2 separate regions of the Homo sapiens genome follow, and region 2 is linked to region 1. Evidence: read pairs that join two places in POLR2A ChIA-PET (ENCODE). Cell type or tissue: Caco-2. All regions are shown on one strand. Region 1 overlaps UVRAG (UV radiation resistance associated). Region 2 overlaps UVRAG (UV radiation resistance associated).

Region 1 (5,000 bases):
ACAAAAATACTTACATAAGTTTTTTGCCAAATTTGAATATACTACTAGAGACACTCTAATTTAAAATACAGACTTTAACCCAGACATATGGGTGTCCTCTAGAACATATAACTTCCTATTGAAGACACATACCAATATATCAAGATGTTCTTTACAAAAACCTAGTGATTTCAAATATAGGTCCAAACAGAATGTCACAGTAGCTTATACACAGTAAAAGCCCACTAAGTATTTATTAAATGAATATAAACAAATTGGCTTTTGATTCATTTGCTGAGAAATATTATTTCCCAGTTGCCCCTCAACTTAAAATAATCACTCCCTCATTTTTGTTCCTGATGAGCAACAACTCATCTGATACTTTTTCTTCCTTTTTTTAAAAAAAATTAAAGAACAGTTTAAATAATACTACCCACTTCATTTTAAAATTAGAGAATAATGACCTACATACTCACTACGCAGAGTTGACAACAGATATTATTTTTTAGTTAAAATAAATAAAACATTACAGATCAAGTGAGCCTTCTTTGTTTACCAATTCAGGGACTCCCCCTTCCTCCATTAGTTAGGATCATTTTAACCTCAAGTGACAGAAAAACCAAATCACTGATTCAAAGAAGAAAAAGAAATGGCTAACTCAGAAACTTTATTACATTAATTGGGACCCAGGTCTTCCCATCTTTCCACTCTGCCATCCTTAGAAAATTGGGCAAGGCCCATTCATGATCACAGGATGGTTGGTACACAATCAGCTCTCATCTGTAGAGACATCTAGTAGAAAATGGCAGACTTTTCTCCTGTGTGTCTTTTTTAATATATAAACTTTTTATTAATGTATAACATACAGATAGGTAAGGGCAAACTCCCTTAATGTTCACAGAATTAATACTTTTATGAAACCAGCACCCAGACCAAGAAATTGAATATTACCAGCATCACAGCCACGTGTCTGTCTTAGTGCATAAAACTATTCCCAGCAGTACCCCATAGAACTGGCCAGAATTGTGAATCAACTCCTAAATCCATCACTGTTGAGTGCAGTGGGATCACATGATTAGTAAAAAGCCAATTGTAGTTCACTCCCTGGCACTGAGACTGGAACCCACTTTCCACATACCCAAGAAGAGAGTTAATTACTAACAATAGGGACCTCTTGAGAAACAGGAATGACCATGGTTAGGTAACCAACAGCACCTGTCATATCTTCTCTCCACAAGCCACTCCTTTTATAATTTGGTTAATATCTGTGTTTACTGCTTTTTATACTTTTAAAATACAAGTGTTTCTATGAAAAACAATGAACCATACGTACCATTCTGCAACTTACTTTTTTTCACTCCATAGTGTTTTCTGAAAGCTATTTTTGTCTGTGTGTGTATCTAAAATATTCCTTTGAACTCCTGATTAGTATTCCATCTTATGGATGTTCAATATTTTATTTCTCCACTCCCTTACTAAAGGGGATTTAGGTTGTTTCTAATTTTTTCACCAGTACAAGTAATGATGTACTAAACATCTTTATATGCCCTCCTTTGAGCAAGTTTCTCTAGGGGACAAACTTCTAAACAGTATGTACTCGAAACCGTTTTACTAGATTCTGACAAATTGTTGGTACTGCTAACCCTAGAGAACAACATGTAGTCTTGGAAGTATTTTTTCTTGAACTCTCTGTGACACAATTTGTGAATATAATGTAGATAATAATATCATTAATCTCATACTGCTTTTGTGACAATTCACGTGTAGAACAGTACCTGAAAGATCGCAAGAGCAACTATAATTTTCTGAGTGATTACTATTATTGCTATTAATCTTTGTATTACTAGAATATAATATAAGGCCTGTTTATATCCACTGTAATTTTTTAACTGTGTCAACCTGGCTAAGCTGGAAGTATTTACCAGAAGACGACTGCCTATATGGATCCAGGTTACAGATGAACAAAAGATAAATTTGGGTAAGATTTGGAAGATAGAATTCACTTCATTGTCTTCCAAAGATAATAACTGGCCATGGCAGCAGCCACTACACTGGCATGGTGGCAGGGCATGGTGTTAGACACAGTAATCCACAGATGCAAGGCTGCTTGCAGATTCCATTTGGTGTCTGTGCTTCCATTCTGCATCTAGCTCTTCTTCCCAGCTGCTGGCCCTGCTGACCAATACCAACTCCCTTCCCACTATCAGATGCAGTGGCAACAGCCTTCCATAGATGTCTCCACCTGCTCTCCTCTGGGGTTCCACGCAGCAGCTGGATATACCTCACTTCCTACTTCTTTGCCTGAGTTGTCTACCTGCACCAGAGCTTCAGAAGGGCTGGGGTAGTGACTTTTCTCTGATCTCCAAGCCCTGCTTTTGCACTCTTATTTCTGTAGCTTCTTCCACAATTGCGTACGATCTTGTCCCAATAAATCCATCAGACCATAATATTCACACTAATTCTGCTTTTCTGACTGAAACATGATTGATACAATACCCTTTGATAATTTTTTAATTGAGTGGTTTGTCTTTTAACCATTTTCCCTAAGGGTTCTTGCATTGGAATTTTTTTTCTTTTTTTGCTATTTATGTGCTAAAATTTTCACTCACAAACTCATTTCTGATATACTTTCATATAATTGTTAATCAGTCTTTCTAGGGTTGCAGTAATGTGCATGATATTCTTCTTATTGTCAAGTAACTTCAACCAAACCCTCCTTGTCTGCTGATTGTTACCGTGTTTTCTATTTCCACTTAACACTTGCATTTTAAAATCCAGTGTGTTGGCCAGGCCCGGTGGCTCACACCTGTAATCCCAGCACCTTGGGAGGCCAAGGCAGGCGGATCACAAAGTCAGAAGATCGAGACCATCCTGGCCAACATGGTGAAACCTCGTCTCTACTAAAAATACAAAAATTAAGCCGGGTGTGGTTGCGCGTGCCTGTAATCCCAGCTACTCGGGAGGCTGAGGCACGAGAATTGCTTGATCCCAGGAGGCAGAGGTTGCAGTGAGTCGAGACCGCGCCACTGCACTCCAGCCTGGCAACAGAGCAAAACTCCGTCCCCGCCCCAACCAAAAAACAAAACAAAACAAACAAACAAACAAAAAACCAAAAATCCAGTGTGTTGTGCATCTTCTATTTCTTTCTTTCCTTTTTTTTTTTTTTTGAGATGGAGTATCACACTGTCGCCCAGGCTGAGTGCAGTGGTGTGATCTCGGCTCACTGCAAGCTCCACCTCCCAGGTTCACACCATTCTCCTGGCTTAGCCTCCCAAGTAGCTGGGACTACAGGCGCCCGCCACCATGCCCGGCTAATTTTTTGTATTTTTAGTAGAGACGGGGTTTCACTGTGTTAGCCAGGATGGTCTCGATCTCCTGACCTCGTGATCCACCATGCCCGGCCGCTTCTTCTACTTCTTTGCTGCAGATCTAGTGCTGTTATTTGCATACTTTAGTTAGTCTTTATGGGTCAAAGTTCTTCTACTTGGCTATAGGCAGAGAACACTTGATAATGCCCAGGGAAAAAAAGATTTACAATATACTGCAATGAATTATTTCAAATTCAAAAACAACTTAAAAATATATATACAAATAGTATTATGCCAAATCAGAGAAGCATAAGGCATAGCTAAACAAGGTATGTATATATGTGTGTGCATCCATTTATTCAGAACTTTTGTGTTTTTCACTATCATTTTTATAATGTTTTATATTTTTCTTTGATAAAGGTCTTTCACCCTTTTTATTTATTTTTTAAAATTTTGAGGCAGAGTTTTGCTCTCATTGCCCAGGCTGGAGTGCAGTGGCACAATCTTGGCTCACTGCAACCTCCGCCTCCTGGGTTCAAGCGATCCTCCTGCCTCAGCCTCCCAAGTAGCTGGGACTACAGGTGCCCACCCCCACATCCGGCTAATTTTTGTGTTTTTAGTAGAGACAGGGTTTCGCCATGCTGGCCAGGCTGGTCTCAAACTCCCAACCTTAGGTGATCCACCTGACTCAGCCTCCCAAAGTGCTGGGATTACAGGTGTGAGCCACTGCGCCTGGCCTCACCCTTTTTATTAACCATATTGCTAGGTGCTTGTATTGTATTCATTTTCAGTTTGTAAGCTTTTTTTCCCTTTTTTCAAATATGTAAACTTCATTTCTTTTTCTCATATAATTCTATTGGCCAGGGCCACAAATACAATATTTTATTGTAAAGACAACTGGCATCCTTATGTGCCTTCTGATTTTAGTGGAGTCCTTACAAAGTTTCACTATTAAGTCTAATGCTTGCTATAGGTTTGTGATAATCATCTTTTGGCATTTTAAGGAAATTCCTTTCATTTTCTACTTTACAATGAGTTCTTATAACAACCACTACTACTATTATTGGCCAACATTTGATGCTTTACCAAGTACCACATATATTTTCCATGTATTCACTCATTTAATCCACCTAGATACCCTATGAAGTGGGTGCTGTTATCTCTCCATTTAACAATGACAGTAAGGCACATAGGGTGATCAAGTAACTTGTCCAAAGTCACACAATATATTAGTTTTCTATGACTGCTTTAAAAAATAAAACAAGCTTAGCAGCTTAAAACACTCATTTACTATCTCATGGTTTCTGTAGGTCAGAACTCTAGGCACAGTATAAATGAGTTCTCTGCTCAGGATCTAAGAAATCTAAAATCAAGGTGTTGGCCAGGCTTCTCATGTGTAGCTCAGGGTCATCTTCCAAGCTCATTCAGGTTGTTGGCAGAATTGAGTTCCTTGTGGTGGTAGGGCTGAGCTAGTTCCTTGCTAGCTGTCAGCCATATTTCACTCCCAGTTCTTAGGAGCCACCCTCAGGTCCTAGCCACATGGCTCCCTCCATGAGGAGTTCTGTTTGCTTTCTTGTGGGCTAGCAGAAGAGCATCTGCTACTGCTTCTTGGCTCTCAAGGGTTCACTTGATTAGGCCAAGCCTACACAGATAATTTTGCTTTAAATTAACTCAAAGTCAAATGGTTGGGAACCTTAATCATGGGAGGAAAAT
Region 2 (5,000 bases), 91 kb before region 1:
GATTCGTGCTCCTATGAGAGTCTAATACCATGGCTGATCTGATGGGAGGCGGAGCTCAGGGGGTAATGCTCGCTCACCCTCCATCGCCTCCTGCTGTGCGGCCCGGTTCTTAACAGGCCACAGACGGGTAAAAGTCTGTGGCCCGGGGGTTGGGCACCCCTGAGTTATATGACTGTGGGCATATTTAATGACTATTTATAAAATAGATCGACTACAGTAAGTAATAAATAAAATAATGTGCTTAAAATCGTTGGCAGGATGCCTGGCATAGACACTAGCGTCAGTAGTAGTTGTAATTGTGGTGGTTGTCATTATGATTCGTTTCAGTAGGCTTCAAATTCCAAGTATTATTCTCATTTTACAGAAGGCGCAACTGAGACTCAGACATATTCATGTCTTGCACAGGAACACAGGGTAATAGGTAGAAGAAGGACTGGAATCTAAATCTCCTTCCCTTTACTGTTTCTCTTATACAGCATACTGTTTCAAGCAGGAACAAACGAAACTCCTACCACCTACCTTCCCACACCTCCACTTCTGTACATCAGGGAGCTAGCTGCAAGAAGGAAATAAAGAAGTACAGTGCCAGGCGTGGTGGCTTATGTCTGTAGTCCCAGCACTTAGGGAGGCTGAGGTGGGAGGATCACTGGAGCCCAGGAGGTTGAGCTTGCAGTGAGCTATGATCATGCTACTGCATTCCAGCTTGGATGAAAGTAAGACTCCCCCGCCCACCAAAAAAAAAAAAAAAAAAGGCCAGGTGTGGTGGCTCATGCCTGTAATCCCAGCACTTTGGGAGGCCAAGGTGGGTGGATCACCTGAGGTCAGGAGTTCGAGATCAGCCTGGCCAACATGGCAAAACCCCATCTCTACTAAAAATACAAAAATTAGCCCGGTGTAGTGGTGGGCACCTGTAATCCCAGCTGCACGGGAGGCTGAGGCAGGAGAGCAGGAGAATCTCTTGAACCCAGGAGGTGGAGGTTGCGTGAACCGAGATTGCAGTACTGCACTCCAGCCTGGGCAACAGAGTGAGACTCCGTCTCAAAAAAAAAAAAAGAAAAGAAAAAAAGAAAAAAAAAAGTATAAAAGAGATTTGGAGAAAAAGACCCAAATCAATCAACAGATTTAATCTGTTCAATGTGAAACACAATCTTAGGTTTTTTTCTTTTTTTCTTGGGGACATGAGGTGGGGAAAGCTTTGAATAAAGTCAAAATGCTCAAAATTCCTCTGTTTTCATGATCTACCTACTGCTTAGGGACTAGAAGAACTTCCCAGAATCCTTTGAGGTACATTCCAATTGTCCCCAAACCCCTGATGCATCCTTGTTCTGCATGAATTTAGCTTCAGGAAGAGAGAATTTTTTAAGAGGGAGAAATTCTCTATTTCTCTGACTAAAATGAAGAAGACCATATTCAGCACTTTTATAACCATTATATAAATACCTTGCCATGCAAATACCTTGCCATGAAGCCAACCCAGGAACTGGTAGAGCCCAGTTTCCTCTACTCCACCATCCTTGCCCCCATCATTTCCCTCCTCTTCCTCTTGGTTTTACTGCCTGAAGCTGTAGCCTCCTTTTACAGAAAAGAGATTGGGAAAGAGAAAACAAGTTAAGAAAGCACCAGTCCAAAATGTGATTCCCATTTCCACATCTCCCATAGGTAATATTCCAGAGCTCCACATGTAGCTCCATCGTTAGGAAACACGAGACACTGATGATGCACCTCACTGCTCCCAACCTAGGTGTCCTCTTCTGTGAAATGGTTATAGCTACCAATAGTTACTGCAGTAAGGATTAAATGAGATATACAAGTAAAATTCCTAGTACAATGAATAAGTACCCAATAAATTATTAATAATAATAAAACGGCAACTAAAATTTATAAAGCGCTATGGATTAAGCACTCTGTTAACAGCTTTATACATGGTCTCATTTAATCCTTATGACATCTCTGTGAAGTATTACAAACATCATCCTCATTTTACAGATGAAGAAACTGAAGCACAGAGGTTAGGTAACTTGACCAAAGGTCATGAAGCCACTAGGTAGAAAGATGTGATTTAACCAAGCCGGTCTACCTAATTGTTAATTTCCTTCTCTCTCCCAGTCCCTAGGATCTTAAGTTTTTTGTTGTCACCAAAACATCTACATTTGATCTCTACTTCTACTTGAGGATGGGGTGAGAATGAGAAAAATTTTTAGGTTAAGTGGATTGGTATATTTTCCTTCTCTTCTCTTCCTGCCTACATTAAGTTTGTGTTGCTCTTTTGACTTTCTAAGACTTATACTGTTAGGCATTCTAAGCATCAGCTATGAGCAGAAATAAATTCTGCCACGAACTGATGTAAATGTGGAAACTTACAGGAAAAATGAAATAAAGAAAGCATGTAAAGATTTACCACATCAAGAGAGTTCTTGAAGCTGGGGTGAGGCTTTAACAATTTGAAACACTTTTTTTTTTCCTAATTCTCTTTCAGATTCACTTGTACTTGTTTTATCTGTCTACAACCAGGTCCCACACTGTAAAGTATGAGGACAGAGTACAATTCACAGTCTCAAATATGTGTCTTTCCCTCCCTACAAAATGTTTCCTCTGAGGGACATTACTAGATCACAGCTGGTCAAAATACTAAATCTTGATTGTCTGGCTCCCGGCCAAAATCTACAGCTACAACTCAGTGGAATAAGAATATTTAAAAAGAAAAAAAAAGACTTTTAAACAACATTTGATCTTCTTCTTTCTCCCTCCTTGTAGCAATCTATGACCTCATGGCAGTGAGACCTCTACATGGAGGTGTTTAAGTTGGTTTACGGCCACCAGAAATGTTTGAAGCTCTAGGTACTAGTCTGCGCCAATATCATGTCAACTGTGTTAAAAAGCAATAATAGTTTCTCACCTTCTTAAAGATTACTGCTTAAATAATGCAGAGCAACGACAGGCTTGCACAGAGTGCCAAAAGCGGGTTGCCAAGGCAAAGCTGAGGTAGAATTACGTCTTTTGGCAGCTAAGAAATTATGACATAAAGTTAGTTTTTTCAAAAAAACAACCTTCATAAATTAAGCTACTATCCTTTTTTCAAAATTCAGCAAAGGTTGGGATTTATCCTTCTTCTTTCCCTCTCTCAGATCAAGTAGGAGCTCAGAACCTCCTTTAGGGAAAGCCAAATTTAACAGCTAGATCTTATCTCCCAGGAGGTAGCTGGGGGTTAATAGTTTTAAGCATGCATTCTCCAGGCCACAGGCAAGCAATCCAAAGGCCTCTCACCATTACCAGATAAGTGTAAGTACTTAATCTTTGCCCTGGATGTTAACAAAAACATGAAACAAAATAAAAATAGAAACAATATTGGGCCAAAAGCACAGGCTGAAATCTGTGCCAATGGTCACTTTTCCCCCGGGGCTTTGCTTGGAAGGTTTCCTACCAAAGTCTGTCTAAATAAAAACAGAGTATAAAAAGGTATAACTGAACAAGGCAGCCTTTGGATTTTATTTAAACCAAGTAGTGATGGAAAGATGAATTGGTGAAAGAGAAAGTTCCACAGGCAAAAGACAAAATAAGCAAGCTGAAGAAATCCAGTTCACCAGGCTTTGTGATGTGAGGTCTTGGCCATCAGGCCTCCATGGCCCAGCTTGGGCCAGTGGACAGAGGATGAGGGGGTGCCTATTGCCGAGAGCCCATCTGGAGGCCAGCTCAGGCTCCAGGCTGAGCTCCATGGGATCAGGGAATACACAGTGATCCTCCACGGAGATAAAGAGAGGTCCTGGGAGGGGTCAAGTCAACCACTTCACTCATCAGCTTTCACTTTAAGAAATCATCATACAAATTAATGTAGTAAAATCACAGTCAGGCAACCAACATTATGAGGACTGTAAAATGGTCTGTAGAAACAGACATAGCCCATCTTGATGTCATTTATATAGGGCTTAAGTAACATCCTACACGAGAACATGGAAAGAACAGGAAAGAGATGCCAGGAATGATACCTGGGGACCCCTCGGAGTATCTGGACAACACTTGATACTTGGGAATAATAAACTGTTTATGCTGAAAACCAGGGAAAAAATGAAAAAAAAAAACAAAAAAACCCAAAACCTCTGCCTTTGCCAGGGAAACCAGAGGAACAACAATCTCACAGAACCCAGCCCCCAGAAGGAACTCGATAGGGAAATTAAAACCCTGGTCAGAGAATGCTTTCAGAGTTTAAAAACTAGACTTGGAAGGGAGCTAAAGGATGCATTAGACTCCCAGGGCCAGTGACAGAATCTGTGAGATGAAGTCTTTGAAAGATACTACTAACACTGACCTACCATCAGCTCTCTAATAAACTCTCACTGAACCAAACTGTGAGGGTTTAGTTGTTTGTTACTTTAAAAGAAAAATGGATAGCTCTGCCACCATTTTCAGAGATGCTGGAGGCCTTGGGCAGAAGTGTTTGAGTTGCAATTTGCCGCAATTTAATTACTGTTTAGTAAGAGACTGGGACTCTAGAGATGACATCTTGGTAACCTTATCTTTTGTAGTCCCCTATACTCCTAAAGGAGGCAGAGTATAAAACAAATTAATTGATTTACCCCCTTATTCAAATATGTATTGAGTATCTAGCTGCGCTAGACTCTGGGGCTATAATAATTGGAAAAAAGCCATGGTTCATGTTTTAATGGAATTTATTGTCTAGTGAGAGAGGACAGACAAGTACACATACATCACATACATCAATGTCAAACAACCACCTCTGACCCAAGCTATGCAGGAGAGGACACGGGCTCAAAGAGCTTGTAGCAGAGATCTGACCCAGACAGAAAAGGACAAGATTAGAAGGGCTAGTAGAGTTCTTCACCAGGTAAAGAATGGGTTGGTGGGGAAGAGTATCTTCCAGGTAGCAGGAACAGCATTTGCTAAGACCTTTTATCAAGAAAGATAACAATGTTTGAGGACCCAAAAGGTCAATGAGTGAAGAGTTCTATGGTAGAAGATAAAACTGAGGAGGAAAACAAAGTCTG

Evidence for each region. Peaks named below come from ENCODE experiments on the same cell type or tissue, not always from the same donor. Only the 100,000 strongest peaks of a DNase experiment are listed, where the experiment ranks them.
Region 2: POLR2A ChIA-PET joins it to region 1 with 7 read pairs; 2 of 35 experiments call an interaction of 5 or more read pairs at or near these places.

What each region holds. Positions count from the first base shown.
Region 1 is chr11:76,038,618-76,043,617 of GRCh38, reverse strand. The region is part of intron 12 of UVRAG (UV radiation resistance associated); the gene reads right to left. Among named protein-coding and RNA genes, the nearest start is that of WNT11, 170 kb to the left of the region's middle. In Caco-2, no CTCF peak of the experiment used is centred here; a DNase peak (open chromatin) is centred at 2,207.
Region 2 is chr11:76,130,012-76,135,011 of GRCh38, reverse strand. The region is part of intron 14 of UVRAG (UV radiation resistance associated); the gene reads right to left. Among named protein-coding and RNA genes, the nearest start is that of WNT11, 74 kb to the left of the region's middle. In Caco-2, no CTCF peak of the experiment used is centred here; no DNase peak of the experiment used is centred here.